3 separate regions of the Homo sapiens genome follow, and all the other regions are linked to region 3. Evidence: chromatin contacts called from ENCODE Hi-C or POLR2A ChIA-PET data. All regions are on one chromosome and are shown on one strand. The core of a region is the stretch at or near the end of the contact, and the rest is flanking DNA. Distances in the headings are between cores, read along the strand shown.

Region 1 (4,546 bases), core at 1,231-3,730, 540 kb after region 3:
GGAGGATAATTTTCTGGACTATCACCATCCAGTTTACACCAAGTCACTGGAGATACAAAAACATTTTTGAGTCCCCTACATCCCAATAAATTATACAAATTGTCTGTCAAAAGCAAGTTTGATTTAGTAGGCACTAGTGCTAAGCAAGACACCCAGGGGAGCAAACCAGAAACCACTGATAGAAAATACAGAAAGCCTGGAGGGCACAAATGCAATGGGAAAAGATGCAACCGCCATATGGCACAATATAGCTCATGTGACAGTCATTTCTTTATGTGTACTTATGTTGTAAGCACGCCTTAAAAATTCAGTCCAGACTCTTTTAGGGAAGGCGGCAAAAATAATGTAGATATTCAGCGCTTAGAATAGAAGGAGGCATGGACCAGGGTTTGCAATGGCAAAGTGATAATTGAGTTACAGATTACAGAGGTAATCAACATCTACATTCTACATTCTAAATAGCTGTTAATGTTCTAAGCATTAGAACTAAACTAAAAGCAGCAAAAAAAAAAAAAAAAAAAAATCCAGATTCAGTTTATTTGTGGGAGAAAGATGAACAAGTTAATATCAGTGGCTAAACAAAAAGCTAGTACCATGTAGGAATTGCTGAGCAATTTGGCTGGAGTCAGAGACTGCTGTGGAATGAAACCAGGCTCAACCTCTTCCTAATTTCCTAGCTGTGGGAAAACCATGGCAAGTCTCTGTGCCTTCATTTCCTGGTATGTAAAATAGGAATAATAATGGACCTTTCTCATAAGGTTATCTTGAGGATTAAATGAGTTAATTCTTGTTAAACCACTGACAATGCTTGTTAAATAAGTAAGCTCTTAATAAATGTTAGCTACTGTGATTTGCAGATGATGAAACAGCTCAATAAGACGTTTTCCTCTAATCATTATTCTCATGCACTTATTTCATGTTTCACAAGAAGGCAAGAAGTAATTTATGAAAGTTTGTTCACATCCTTACTTGCCTCATTTTCTACTAAAAAGCAAAGGTGACCATATCCTCAGACAATCTTATTCCTTCTTTTTGTTCAATGAACTTGGAGGAACTCTGGCAGTGGCAGTGTCTTTGCTGTCTCAATCAGAAGCTAACGTTCTAGAGATATGCAAATATTTAGTACAAGAGTGTTTTTACAAATTATGTACTAGGCTGCATGTGGGAGTACAATGCACAATAAAACTAGGTCCCCGCCCTCAGGCTGTTACAATAAATTTCCTGGCAGATATTTGGATCCCAGGCAGAGTAGGTGGGTAAGAAGTAGGCAGGTGCCAGGCTGTGCTGCCTGACATGCAATGCATGCTCAGTAAACACTCTCTCTTCTCAGTCTTATTTTCACAATGTTTAAAAACTCTCTAGAATGTCTTTCAATTTTTCAGCCCTTCACAGTTGGATTATGGAAAAAGTAAATCAAGATTTTCCAGTGTGTATTCTCATGCTTAAGCTCTATCACTTACTGTTTTCATGAATTAAAAACAAAATTCTATTTTTCATTGTATTAAAGACTTCCGTTGGTGGTTCACCACACAGAGAGGAAATGAGATGCATCTATGGCCCATTATGTCATTTTATGGCTATTTTTTGCTCGTATAAGAATATTCCCCATAGGATGATTGCTTATCTAACTGTAACTGACTCATGTCATGATGCTTCCTGCCCTAGCTTTAAAAGTTTAAATGATGTCAGATTTTATGATTGAAGACTTTTACCAATAATGAATCTAGTTTGTAATAGAAACTGACAATTTTTAGTCCTGCAAAACTTACCTCTACATGGCACAAAAAATACAGAAACATAAGTAGAAATCAAATTGTAAAATGCGTCCCTGCTGTCTCAATCTGGAACTAACATTTCATATTGTCAGAATATCAAAAAGCTTCCGTTCACAATCATTTGTCTATTTCAGGATATCATAAATGTTTGCTATTACATAGATCAGCATCAAAACCACACTTTAGAAATTTCTTAACAATGAACATTGCAAAGCATAATTCTAACAAGAACTGAATGAATATTGATTGTTACAATAAAATATTTTATTTAAACATTGTATGCACTTGGTGCTTTAAATTGTAAAAGTTATAATTGTTAGATTAAATTAATATTTTGTTATAAAAATTCCCAAAATATGATACATTTATTTTTGAAATGGAGTTTGATCACATGAAGTAAGACTATCATCCTTGATTTTCTATTATTTTATGTCTAATGTCATAGTCCATTTATATTTTTGACCTCATATAATTCATTCATTCATTAATTCAGTAGATATAGTTATTATCTGCTCTATATAAGGCACTGCAGTGGGATCCGAATTGTAGAAGAGAACAAAGCTGACAAAATTCTCTGCCCACCTGAAGCTGCCATCCTAATTTCTCAAACAGCTCTAAATCCCACAAGAAACACAAACATTACTCTGTTATCAGGGATGGTAAAGAGTAGTCAGGATAAAAACATTAACAAACATTTTATGCATTGTCATGGCAATATCATAGAAACAAAAAATGATTCATAATAGAAACATTCTTCATCTATTGAACACATAGTATGTATAGGTCATGAGCTAAGCATTTTATGGGCATTACCCTGTTAACCTCAAAATCTGATGAGTTGTACCATAACTATTTCCATTTTACATATAAGGAAAGCATGTTTCATTCAAGATGACACAGCTTTTAAATGATAGGTCTTCATTTCAATATAGGTCTGGGGTCCAAGTCTGTGTTCTTAAACATTATGTTCAATAAATTCTGGGTTATGCGAGAGGCAGTTGTAATATAATAAATTTCTAGAAAATTAAGCCCATCTAGATTTAGGGCTGATGAGATATTGAAAAAACAATAAGTGTTCAGCAACTCTATTAGAAAGTCTGGCCATAAGGCTGTAGAATTAGCATTTGCACAAGGAACTAAGAGTGGTGCTTCACAATCTTACCGATACATGTGATCGTAATACTTAACACGTGGAAAAGTTGAGTGGCCCAAAAGGTAAGCATTGTTCAAGAGGACCAAAAGAGGATGCAACATTCCTAAGCTCTGTTTCACTTTTGATTTTCACCATTCTATTGCATTAATTCATGACGTTTTGAGTCATTCAGAGGTCATCTGATTAGAGAGTTGCTTTCTTATAACTTTTCCAGACAACTCGCATTATGTATTTGTAGCTGATTCCCTGTGGAAAGAAGTATGAAAATAACCTCATTCTTTTCAAGTCTGAGAAAAGATGCCAAATGAAGGAGGTCAGTAACACACACGACATGGGACAGCTGGGAAACAGGGGACAGGTGCTTTGTGAGTCAGTAGTAGCTGGATTCCGCTCAAGGGTTGCATTCTTCAAGATGTCTAAATATTTGCATCAAGATGAGTGTATTTAATTTGGAAACCATATAAATTAATACAGATCACACATACAAATTAATGCAAATTCAGTGCTCATTTTGAACACTTTTAACAAACCTCTTAATAAAGTCAACTAAAATTCTGGATAATTTAAAAAACAAAACAAAAAAACCTTATGAAGCAGCATGAAAGCAAGAAAACTATGGGTATCAAAAACAAAGAGAAGTCAGGGATCCTGGGAGTTGTTCAAACACCAAAGTTGTCTTTTCTCCTAAGAGCAGAAACTGGGAGATTGGAGACTTTCATTGTAATGGCTGCAGAGAGCACAGAGATCAAGAGATAAGACTTAGGGTTGAGATTGTTACTCTCTACTCCCAGACTATTACTACAGACACAGAGAGTTCCCAGTATTCTGGTCTTGCCGTTCCCTTCCCCAAATAAGTTCAAGCTATAGCCGGATAGCAAAGAGGAGAGTGTGGAGAACAGTGTATGTGGGTCTGGGATTTGTCTTTTCCTTCCTCTCATCTAGATGGATAAAGAACTACCTAGATTTGTAATCTCACCTTCCCCTCCCTTGGGGTCACACAAAAGCCCATCAAGCTTTCTGACAAATGCACTGCTGAAAGCACATTCATAACCCTGTCCAGAAGTGAGCACAAGAATGCACATTCATGCACAATGGATTTGCTCTTGTCTTCCCAAAATCCCAGAGACAAGCCTGGGTGCTTGTCATTTGCTGATTGGAACAAAGGCAGCTACATGAAGGGTGCGCTGATTGTTGTTTATTTGCATGCTGGGCAGTGTTTCCATCATGGTCTATATTTCCTTGGACAACGCCCTCAAATTCCTAGTGAAGTTAGTTTTAGGACTTCTGTAATTTGCTCTAGCCCTCACTTTAGGTCTTTGGACTCTCTCTCCTTCCTTTGCAGATGGAAAGGCAGAGAGGACCAGAGACTGCCAGTAACACTATCTCAGGCCACTTACTTACTCTGGGCTAACACTGCTAGGTCCCAAACACATGTGGCAGGTACTATCATCCCCATTTTGTGAATGTTAAAACTGAGGTTCAGAGAGGTCTAGGAACCCACCAAAGTCACACAGCTAATAGGTAACTCAGGATTCAAATGTTGCTCTGTCTGACCCTACTGCCAGCTCCTTAGAGCTCCCTCACACAGCCTCTGCCTTTGTGGTGGCCGCATTATCAG
Region 2 (4,386 bases), core at 1,124-3,623, 680 kb after region 3:
TACAATTACATGAGATTTGGGTGGGGACACAGATCCAAACCACATCAATCAGTAAGTGCTTATTCATGGGCACTATTCCAAATGGGCCCTTGGAAAGTCCTCTTGATTGGATTTAGCTATTGTTATTAATGGCATACCTTTATATAATAAATTCCATGTCCCAGGCACTGTTGTCCTTTATCTGTATTAAAGTGCAAGGAACTGATTGTTTGTGTTTCCCAAATTCATTCATTAAAATCCTAACCTCCAATGTGATGATATTAGGATGTGAGGCCTTTGGGAGGTAATTAGATCATGGGGGTTGAGCCCTAATGATGGGATTAGTGCCCTTATAAAAGGGACCCCAGACCTGACATGGTGGGCTCATGCCTGTAATCACAGCACTTTGGGAGGCCAAGGCAGGCAGATTTCCTGAGGTCAGGATTTCGAAAACAACCTGGCCAACATGATGAAACCCTGTCTCTACTAAAAACACAAAAAAATTAGCCAGGCATGGCTGGGGCAGGAGAATCACTTGTACCTGGGAGGTGGAGGTTGCAGTGAGCCAAGATCGCGCCATTGCACTCCAGTCTGGGCAAGAGGAGCAAAACTCTGTCTCAAAAAAAAAAAAAAAAAAAAAAAAAAAATAGACCCCAGAAAGCTCTCTTGCCCTCTTTCTACCATGTCAAGATAAAACTAGAAGTTAGCAGTATGAAACTGGGAAGAAGGTCCTCACCAGAAACCGCCCATACCCTGATCTCAGACTTCCCTTCTCACAGCCTCCAGAACTATGATAAATAAATTTCTCTTGTTTATAAGCCACCCAGGCTATGGTATTTTGTTACAGCTACTTGAACTAAGACACTTATTTAGTCCTGATAGTAGTCCTGTGAAAGAGGTGCTATTACATCTACATTTTCAGATAAAGAACAGCTGCTCAGAGAGATAAGTAACTGGCCATCATCGCATAGTTAGTACTTCACAGGTAGGATGCAAACTCTGTCAATCTAGCTGTACAGCCCATGCCCCAACATAGTTCAATGAAAGATCACAAGGCCCATATTCCAAATAAAGGATGCCTGGCAAATTAGAGACAATGTTCAAAATTCTGAAATTCCAAAGCTCGTCACATGGCATATACTCATCAAAAGATATGTGACAATGTTTCTTTTTTACACCAACTGGATACTGATATAATCTGGCTCTGTGTCCCTACCCAAATCTCATTTTGAATTGTAATACCCACGTGTTGGGGGAGGGACCTCATGGAAGGTGAATAGATCATGAGGGCAGTTTCCCCATGCTGGTCTCATAATAGTGAGTTCTCATGAGATCTGAGGGTTTTACAAGCGTCTGGCATTTCCCTTGCTGGCACTCATTCTCTCTCCTACCGCCCTGTGAAGAGGTGCCTTCTGCCATGATTGCAAGTTTCCTGAGGCTTCCCAAGACTTGCAGAACTGTGAGTCAATTCAACCTCTTTTCTTTATAAATGACCCAGTCTCGGGTATTTCTTCATAGCAGCGTTAAGAACAGACTAATACAGAAACCACTAAGTTTGTCAACTTCCAAAACAAGTTCTTGCCCTATGGTGAGCTTCTAGGGTCTTTATCTGTGCAGGTATACAGGTCTCAGTACTGTCCATGTCTTGGACACAGCACCTTATCCCTTCCTCTCCTTCCTTTCCTATCTCTATCCTCCAAGCCCTTCAAGGTATTGCCCTCTCTTTAGCTCATACAAAGCAAAATAAATTATTCAGTTCCTTTTCTTTCTCAATAAAATTGCTTGACAAACATGAACAGTAAAACAGATCACTTGAGTTCTTGAGTTTAGACACATGAAAATCAGACTAAAGTATGTCTATGTTCTCAAGATTTCCTGGAAAGAGACCTCTTGCCTTATATGGACAGGGGACTTTCTGCTTTAATAGGAAAATTTAAATCATTAGATGAGTTCTCGGCCACTCACTCTGCTAGTTAAGTCTTTGTTGGCACATTTTGCTGTTTCTTTCCATTGTTTAAAACTGCAATATTTTATTTATTTTAAGAAATGTTGCAAAATTTCTATGCAAAACTGAATCTGGTACACTGTTTTTCTTGATATTCATAGATGAATGTTTGCTAGAGAAATATCTGAAAGAAAAAAACAGCTCTAACTATGCCTGCATCCATTTGTGGGAACAGAATTAAAATACAAATAAAGTGATGTTTATGGTTTCTGCTTCTTTTACTCTGTTTTCCTAAAACATGGAAGGAAATGAAGCCTTTTCCATGGTTTCAAAGACTCTAGAGAAACTTTTACATAATCACTGATTCTGACAGTTTTCCATAAATCTCTGAGAAAAACACAGGAAAAAGCTTCAGAGTGGATCCTTGGGGATACTGAACTTGGAAAGATGCCTGAGACTTCATGTGACTCAGTGGAGACACGTGTAGCTGATTTATCCACAGAATTACTTCTTTCCTGTGTGCTTTCTTGTATGTGGAAAGAACCTTCAGAGGGTTCTTTCACAACCTTCCACAAACCTTTCCAAAGGTTCTGGAATCAGGCAGAACTGTTCCTTGGAGACAGATGACACCATACTCCCAACACTTAAGTAGAGGAAAGCTATCTTCAAATTTTCCTTGGGCAGTGACAACCAAGACTATGAGCACTTTGGGGCTGTATGAATATAACACATTTCCTCATATAAAACATCTGTCTTTAGGGCCAAAATGAAATTTTCTCTTCTATTGCTTATTTATAGTGAACCTAAAAGATTTTAATGAGATCTTTTTAGTAACTGCTAAAATCATGTCCATCAAAAACATTCTTATTTCTTTGCATCAAAATCCATCCCCCAAACAACAGCACAATTCTACCCACAGCTCCTTTGAAGTTATCATTCTTTTCTTGCTCTAATTTCTGGATTCAGATAACTTGCTCAGTTTCCACATTTGACAAACTTCCTGTTTCACTTTCACTGCTGCTTCCAAATTTGTTTCTTATTCTGTTACAGAAATGGATGTGGCCACTTAAAAAATTGATGTGCTAAATACAATTCTGTTTTCATGGCTATAATCTTTGGGGTCTGTAACTCTTTATAAAATAGTATTTTCATCCCAGTGTTTGTCCTTCAAATACTATCTGGAGTTCTGCTTGTTTCTTATACACAGAAATGATTTTTTAGGGAAAATAATTGGGGGTCCATTAGCAAAATAGTTACTTAGCTGAGAATACGAATCTTGAATTTTAATAGCAGAAGCATGTCTGGGCAAAAGAGAACACTGCATTTGGAGACAGGATGGTGGGATTGGAGAAAGGCTAAGGGAATGGATCTATCTGTAAAAATGCCCAGAGGAGGAACATTTGGTCAGGCCAAACATGGGTTATCTCAATGGTGGGTGGTGCTGGGGAATACAGGTAGGGCATGCTCAAAACTTGCTGTGCAGATAGCCCTCCTGCCTGCTTAACCTTCTTGCATTGCAAAAGTAGGATTTTGGCTGGTGGGCAATGGCTAAGGCTGCTAGAGCCTGAGGGGCCAGGGCCAGGCAAGAGCAAGGAATGTTTTTTGCCAGAGCTTAGAGATTGGAAGTTGTGAAGCAGATGATTAGATCAGAGACTTAGAAATGGACCCAAGGAAAGAATACAGTTCTAACACCTGTTGCATGGATTTGGAGGAACAGACATAATGGTGATGGAGGGGATAACAATTAGTATACATTATTAGAATCAGACTAAGCAGCCATGCTGTTGACGCTGAGCTACCAATGCCTTACTGATCTTCCCCACCCCCACATCCACAGAGACACTTTATATAAGAAGAATCAATCCCTTCTTGAAAAGCACTAATAAATGTATCACAGTGAAAAAGTAAAAATGTTTGAAGAGCTCAGTGCTCTTCTCTTGTCTCCTGCCCCTCCTTTCAGTAATACCGACTTTTGCACCAGCACACATTGGTGCCTATTTCCAGGGCAACTTGCCAGTAGAGAATTTAGAAGGTAAGATGGGGCAAAGGCAGGAAAGATGCAAGAAAAAGAACATGTCCTGTAATGTGCAGGCTGTTCCTTTCCTCCTGTTCACAACCTAAACAGCATTCTTTTTGCTCTGCAGGAAAAGGAAACTTCATTCCTCTTCCTGATCCACTCCACGCCCACACATCTGCAATCCCAAACCAGTCAAGGAGGTACGCAAATGGAATTTACCACATGTTGAGTTGCTTCCCAGTAGGGTAAAGCAAATGGAAGCTGTAGCCCACAACTACAGCAAGTTAGGTTTTTCCAAGAGAGGTGAGGAGCTATTGTTATCTAAGAAGAACACTATAGCTTTGGGAAGTTGTTGAAGAGTTTTGCTGTGCACTAGACCCTACTTTGTGCGCACTGGGGTGTATGTTTGGAATTGTCTCAGCTTCTATGTTTCCACGTGTTTACA
Region 3 (4,718 bases), core at 947-3,446:
GTACTTAATTTTCATGTGTAGCTCAGGGATTAAAAGTCTTGTGCAGTATTCAAAGGAACTTTTTCTGTATTTGTAGACACTGCACCATACTGGGAGACTTGGATTCGAATTCTGTCTTTTCCTTATAGCCTCGTGCAGATTACAATGACAATTCCTTAACATCTCTGAGTCTTTTAGTGTGCATAAAAATACCCACATAAGGGTTGTCAAGAGGAGGATCCAGATAATATAATAAATATGAAATGCTCTACCAATTATGAAGCATTAAATAAATGCAAGGTAGTACTTGAATGCTTATGGCATTGGGCTTTCACTTTTATATTTGATCTTTGGAACCCCACTATAGCACCCATTTCCATAAAAATGACTCAGGTTTCACTAGGAGCCTAGTTACTTTTCCTAGTTAGGTATTTTTTTTTTCCCCACCCCAAATAGCGTTGCCTGATAAAATACTGGACAGCCAGGTAAGTTTGATATAAAGTTTGATTTCATGTAAACAATGATTTCTTTTTAATTCTTCAGCTAAGACAGCGGAAGAGATGATTTATTGTATGGTTGTTACACTCGGCCACAAGTAAACACATAAATAGTCCAGAATGTCACAGGTCTAGGGCAAAGGACCAAAATGGGCAGTTTTGGTTATGAGCAACATGGGTCTTAGAGGTGATTGGCGATCAGAGGGCGATGAAGTTCTAGATCATGAGATAAGCTCTGGACAGTAGCATGCAGTCCTACAACTTGTACCAGCATCTCCAGCGTCTAGCATTCCATGTTTCTGCTCCTGTGGCCTCCATGGTACAAGAAGCTAGTGGTTTACTTGGACATCTGACTCATCTTTCTTCTTTTGCGCTTCAACCTGTGCATTCGCTTCTTCCTCCACTTGGCTCTTATGGCACAGAGGTTTTCAAGAAAATGGTGCTAAGGCCGAGATGACAATGAATAATTTTTTAGTATGACTATGTCCCATGTATTGCACAGCAAACTGGAAAATCTAACTCCAAGACCAAATGCTATCTACATTCATGCATCTTCTACTCACCAATCTCATCTAATTGCTTACATCTTCTATTTTGCCTGTATGGAAAAAGTCTGACTCAAAGACAGTAATGTAGATCTAAAAATGGTCTTGAGAGAAATTATTGCTATCTGAAAGCTCACGTCTTCAAAAATTTTTACACTTCCTGTCTAGAAACGGCTCTGGCTTATCTCTAAAGAGTGCTTAGAATAAAATAGAGTCACTTAAGTACTTACTCCTTGGGATTATTTTTGATTTTTTTTTGTGCTGTTATTCTGTTGACTTTTGATTATTCATTAACATCTCTTTCTCTGTCTCACTGTGTGGTTGTGGGAGTAGAAGGAGGGAAGAGGTGACTCTCCAAAATGAAATAATTCGAAAGCCACTTACATGTTGCTATTATGAACAATTCTGAGGCATTTCTGGTACAGCTTTCTCTTTCCAATTATATTTGGTATAGCAAATAATGCTATTAAAATATATAGACTTTATATAAAGAAAGACCACATCCTGATACTGAAGGAGAGGAAGAAGAAGGAAAGGTGGGAGTTCGCTGTGTGCTCAGCAGAAAGCAGGGTCGTCCTGGGGAACACTTTGCAGTTTCAAAGTACTTGAGGAGGGTAGGCCACAAAATGGGAGTTTAACTGTACTAAAGTAAATTCTTAATGACACTTTCACGTGGATGCCCTGAAGCAGAGGGAGGAATCACACCAGGAAACCTGATGCGGGAGAGAGCCATGTCCCACAGTTTGACCGAAAAAAATGTTGCCTTTGGGCTCACCTAACTCTGGACACTAGGTGTCAGTATACAGCAATGTAACGATTTTAGGATGCGGGGTTGATGTGCTGAATTAGTGGGGGAAGAGTTGTGAGATGATGTTTCGTTTCCTGCTGTTAACACAGGTCCTCGATTTATGGTAGAGGTTCTTTCAGCTGTGATCTTATGAATCATCAATAGAGACAGGAACTGTGTCAGAGTCACCTCTAGGGGTTTCCTTCATATTTTCTTTTTCTTTTCTCACTGGCTAGGACTGATTACTTCTTCACATCTCTGCAAAGTACTTAATTAGTCTCATCAGGCAGCCAAACTTGATACCTTCGTCCAATTTTAGATACAGAGATGATGAAGGTGTTTCATTGGCAGTTGGGGCCATTAGAGGGACCCCGCAGGGCAGAGCGACGTTGCACTGAGGCGATCTGAGCTGAGCACAGGGGTAAGGATATATTCCTGGACTGTGTGCTGCTGTCACCGAGAACATTTGCAAATCTGCTGACACATTACAGTGGGAATATCCCCTGGACGCATGGAAGGCCCAGTGCCCTGTCATTTGAGCAGTGCAGGCACGTCACCAGCCCATGGGGATGTCAGTATTCATGCTGCTCTTTGATATAAAGTTCGCATTTTCTATATGGTTTGATGATGTTTAGTGGGATCAGTGATGCCTGTTTGTTAATTGCTTACAGAAGATTTGGGCTTAAAAATAAAATCTTGGATCAGGTAACATTCTCTGTTTTAAATTTTATTGATATTTCTGAATTCCAAGGAAATTACTTACATATCAGATGGTCTTTGAAACCTTATTTTTTTCTATTATTTTTAGTATTCTCTGCACTCTGTCTTATATTTCTGCCCTTTCTCCTGCATAAGTAAAACAGAAAGATTTAGTTAGCGTTTGAGGATGAAAATTATCAAGCCTATATTCTCAACAACAATCTGGGATTTGAGTTAATTTTAATGTCCAATTTGTGTCCCTCTTGCCCCCTTTACATGTGTGACTTTATTTTCAGCTATCTTTTAATATTATTCACTCTTAGTCACACCAACTATGCTTATCCCTACCTAAGTCCTTCTCATCTTGTTATCACCAGCTGGTAAATTCTTCCTGCTTCCTTTACTTATATAAATGTGGCTGCTTTTTCAATATCAGCTCCAAGCCATCTCCTCCATGAAGCTATCTGGGTAATTCACAGAAATCTGCTTTCCTGAATCATAGAGCATTGCTCAGTGTAGCTCATGATTATAACCTAGTCTTAGTTGCTTTTTAATTAGTTTGCACACGTGTACATATACACACACATGCACACACACACACACATGACCAACTAGATTACAAGCTTTTCAAAAGTGGGGGCTGTACCCCAGTGACATCTAGTAATATGCTGAGTATCATATATACATTTTCAATAGATAGCCATTTTTTGTTTATCTCTTTGATTGCGGAGGCTAAAACATAATAGGTATTTAATAAATGTTGAGAGATCTGAGGAATTGATTTAAATTACTCTGCTGAAGTACTAGATCTTTGATAATATTAGATTGTGACATTTGGTGTGACAATTCTGGTAGTCATTAGCATATACCTTTGCAAGAGCTAGCTCAAGTCTTATACCTTCCATGACAACTTCTCTAGGCTAATACAGTCCTCATTGTTCCTCCTGGTCCTGAATTTCTCCTTCTCCTGTTTCTGAACTCCTAAAGCATCGTACATCTACATTGGGCAAGTGCCTTAGGACTACATCTGTAGAATGGGTTTAATAATAGTGCCCATCTATTTGGAACTATGATAATTAAATGACAATATGTATAAATTACTTAGAACATTTCTGGCATATTATAAGTAATCAATAGGTGTTTTAGTCATGGTTCTCCAGAGAGGCAGAACTGATAAGATATATGAATTAGCTCAGTTGATTATGGAGGCTGAGAAGTCCCATGATAGACGTCTGCAAGCTAGAGAACCAGGGCAACTGGTAGCATGGCTCACTGCAAAGTGTGAAGGCTTCAGAACCAAGGAAGCCAATAGCATAACTCTCAGTCCAAGGCCAAAAACCTGGGAGCCTGGGGGTTGCTGGTGTGTTTCCCAGAGTCCAAAAGCTGAGAAGGGGAGTTGTAACATTCAAGAGCAGCGGGAAGAAGTTATCCTAGCTTTAGAAGACAGAGCAAGATTTTGCCCTTTCTCCACCCTTTTATTCCATCTGGGCCCCCAGCCAATTGAAAGGTATCTGCCCACATTGAGGGTGGATCTTCCCCACTCAGTTCAAAGACTCAAATTCTAATCTCTTCGCAGAACATTCTCAGAGACATACCTATGGTGGCCTAATAATTTTAATCAAATGCCAAATCACCTGGAGTTTCCTTTCAGCGGAAGAGCGAAGGACTTTAATTTATCACAGTCTAGCTGGCGAGATTGTGGAGAAAAGGGAAAACTTATACACTGCTGGGGGGAATGTAAATTAGTTCAGCCATTGTAGAAAGCAGTTTGGCAATTTCTCAAAGAACTTAAAACAGAATTAAGATTTTGTCCAGCAATTCCATTATTGGGTATATACTAAAAGGAATATAAGTCATTCTACCATAAAGACACATGCACACATATGTTCATCACAGCAGTATTCACAATAGCAAAGACATGGAATCAACCTAAATGCCCGTCAATGGTAGACTAGATAAAGAAAATGTGGTACATATACACCATCGAATACTATGCAGCCATAAAAAAGTACAAGATCATGTCCTTTGTAGCAGCATGAATGAAGCTGTAGGCTGTTGCCCGAACAGAAAACCAAATACTGCATGTTCTCACTTATAAGTAGGAGTTAAACATTGGGTATGGACGCAGATAAGGGAACAACAGACACCAGGGTCTATTTGAGGGTGGAGGATGGGAGGAGAGTGAAGATCCAAAAACTGCCTATCAGGTAT

Evidence for each region. A loop is a pair of places that touch in the nucleus more often than their neighbours do. ChIA-PET counts read pairs that join two places held with the same protein, here RNA polymerase II (POLR2A). Pooled maps may share reads with other maps.
Region 1: a loop to region 3 is called in a map of PC-3, with 7 times the contacts of the local background. The contact joins two enhancer-like sites. A Hi-C loop is called at or near these places in 6 of 168 maps with a recorded cell type or tissue (A673, Calu3, PC-3 and 3 more) and 5 of 50 pooled maps. POLR2A ChIA-PET finds 5 or more read pairs at or near these places in 3 of 52 experiments (OCI-LY7, PC-9 and naive thymus-derived CD8-positive, alpha-beta T cell).
Region 2: a loop to region 3 is called in a map of aorta, with 3 times the contacts of the local background. The contact joins two enhancer-like sites. A Hi-C loop is called at or near these places in 3 of 168 maps with a recorded cell type or tissue (IMR-90, aorta and ascending aorta) and 4 of 50 pooled maps.

Annotation. Positions count from the first base shown.
Region 1 is chr2:150,140,196-150,144,741 of GRCh38, forward strand. No RefSeq gene overlaps it. Among named protein-coding and RNA genes, the nearest start is that of LINC01818, 27 kb to the right of the region's middle. Within about 2 kb of position 2,481, at least 4 of the 41 ENCODE cell types and tissues checked have a DNase peak (open chromatin) inside an H3K27ac peak, as active enhancers do; they include PC-3, where a contact is called at or near this core.
Region 2 is chr2:150,277,992-150,282,377 of GRCh38, forward strand. The region is part of intron 2 of LINC01818 (long intergenic non-protein coding RNA 1818); the gene reads left to right. Among named protein-coding and RNA genes, the nearest start is that of LINC01817, 23 kb to the left of the region's middle. Within about 2 kb of position 2,374, at least 2 of the 41 ENCODE cell types and tissues checked have a DNase peak (open chromatin) inside an H3K27ac peak, as active enhancers do.
Region 3 is chr2:149,595,920-149,600,637 of GRCh38, forward strand. All of the region lies in intron 1 of MMADHC-DT (MMADHC divergent transcript), which reads left to right. Among named protein-coding and RNA genes, the nearest start is that of MMADHC, 11 kb to the left of the region's middle. Within about 2 kb of position 2,197, at least 3 of the 41 ENCODE cell types and tissues checked have a DNase peak (open chromatin) inside an H3K27ac peak, as active enhancers do; they include PC-3, where a contact is called at or near this core.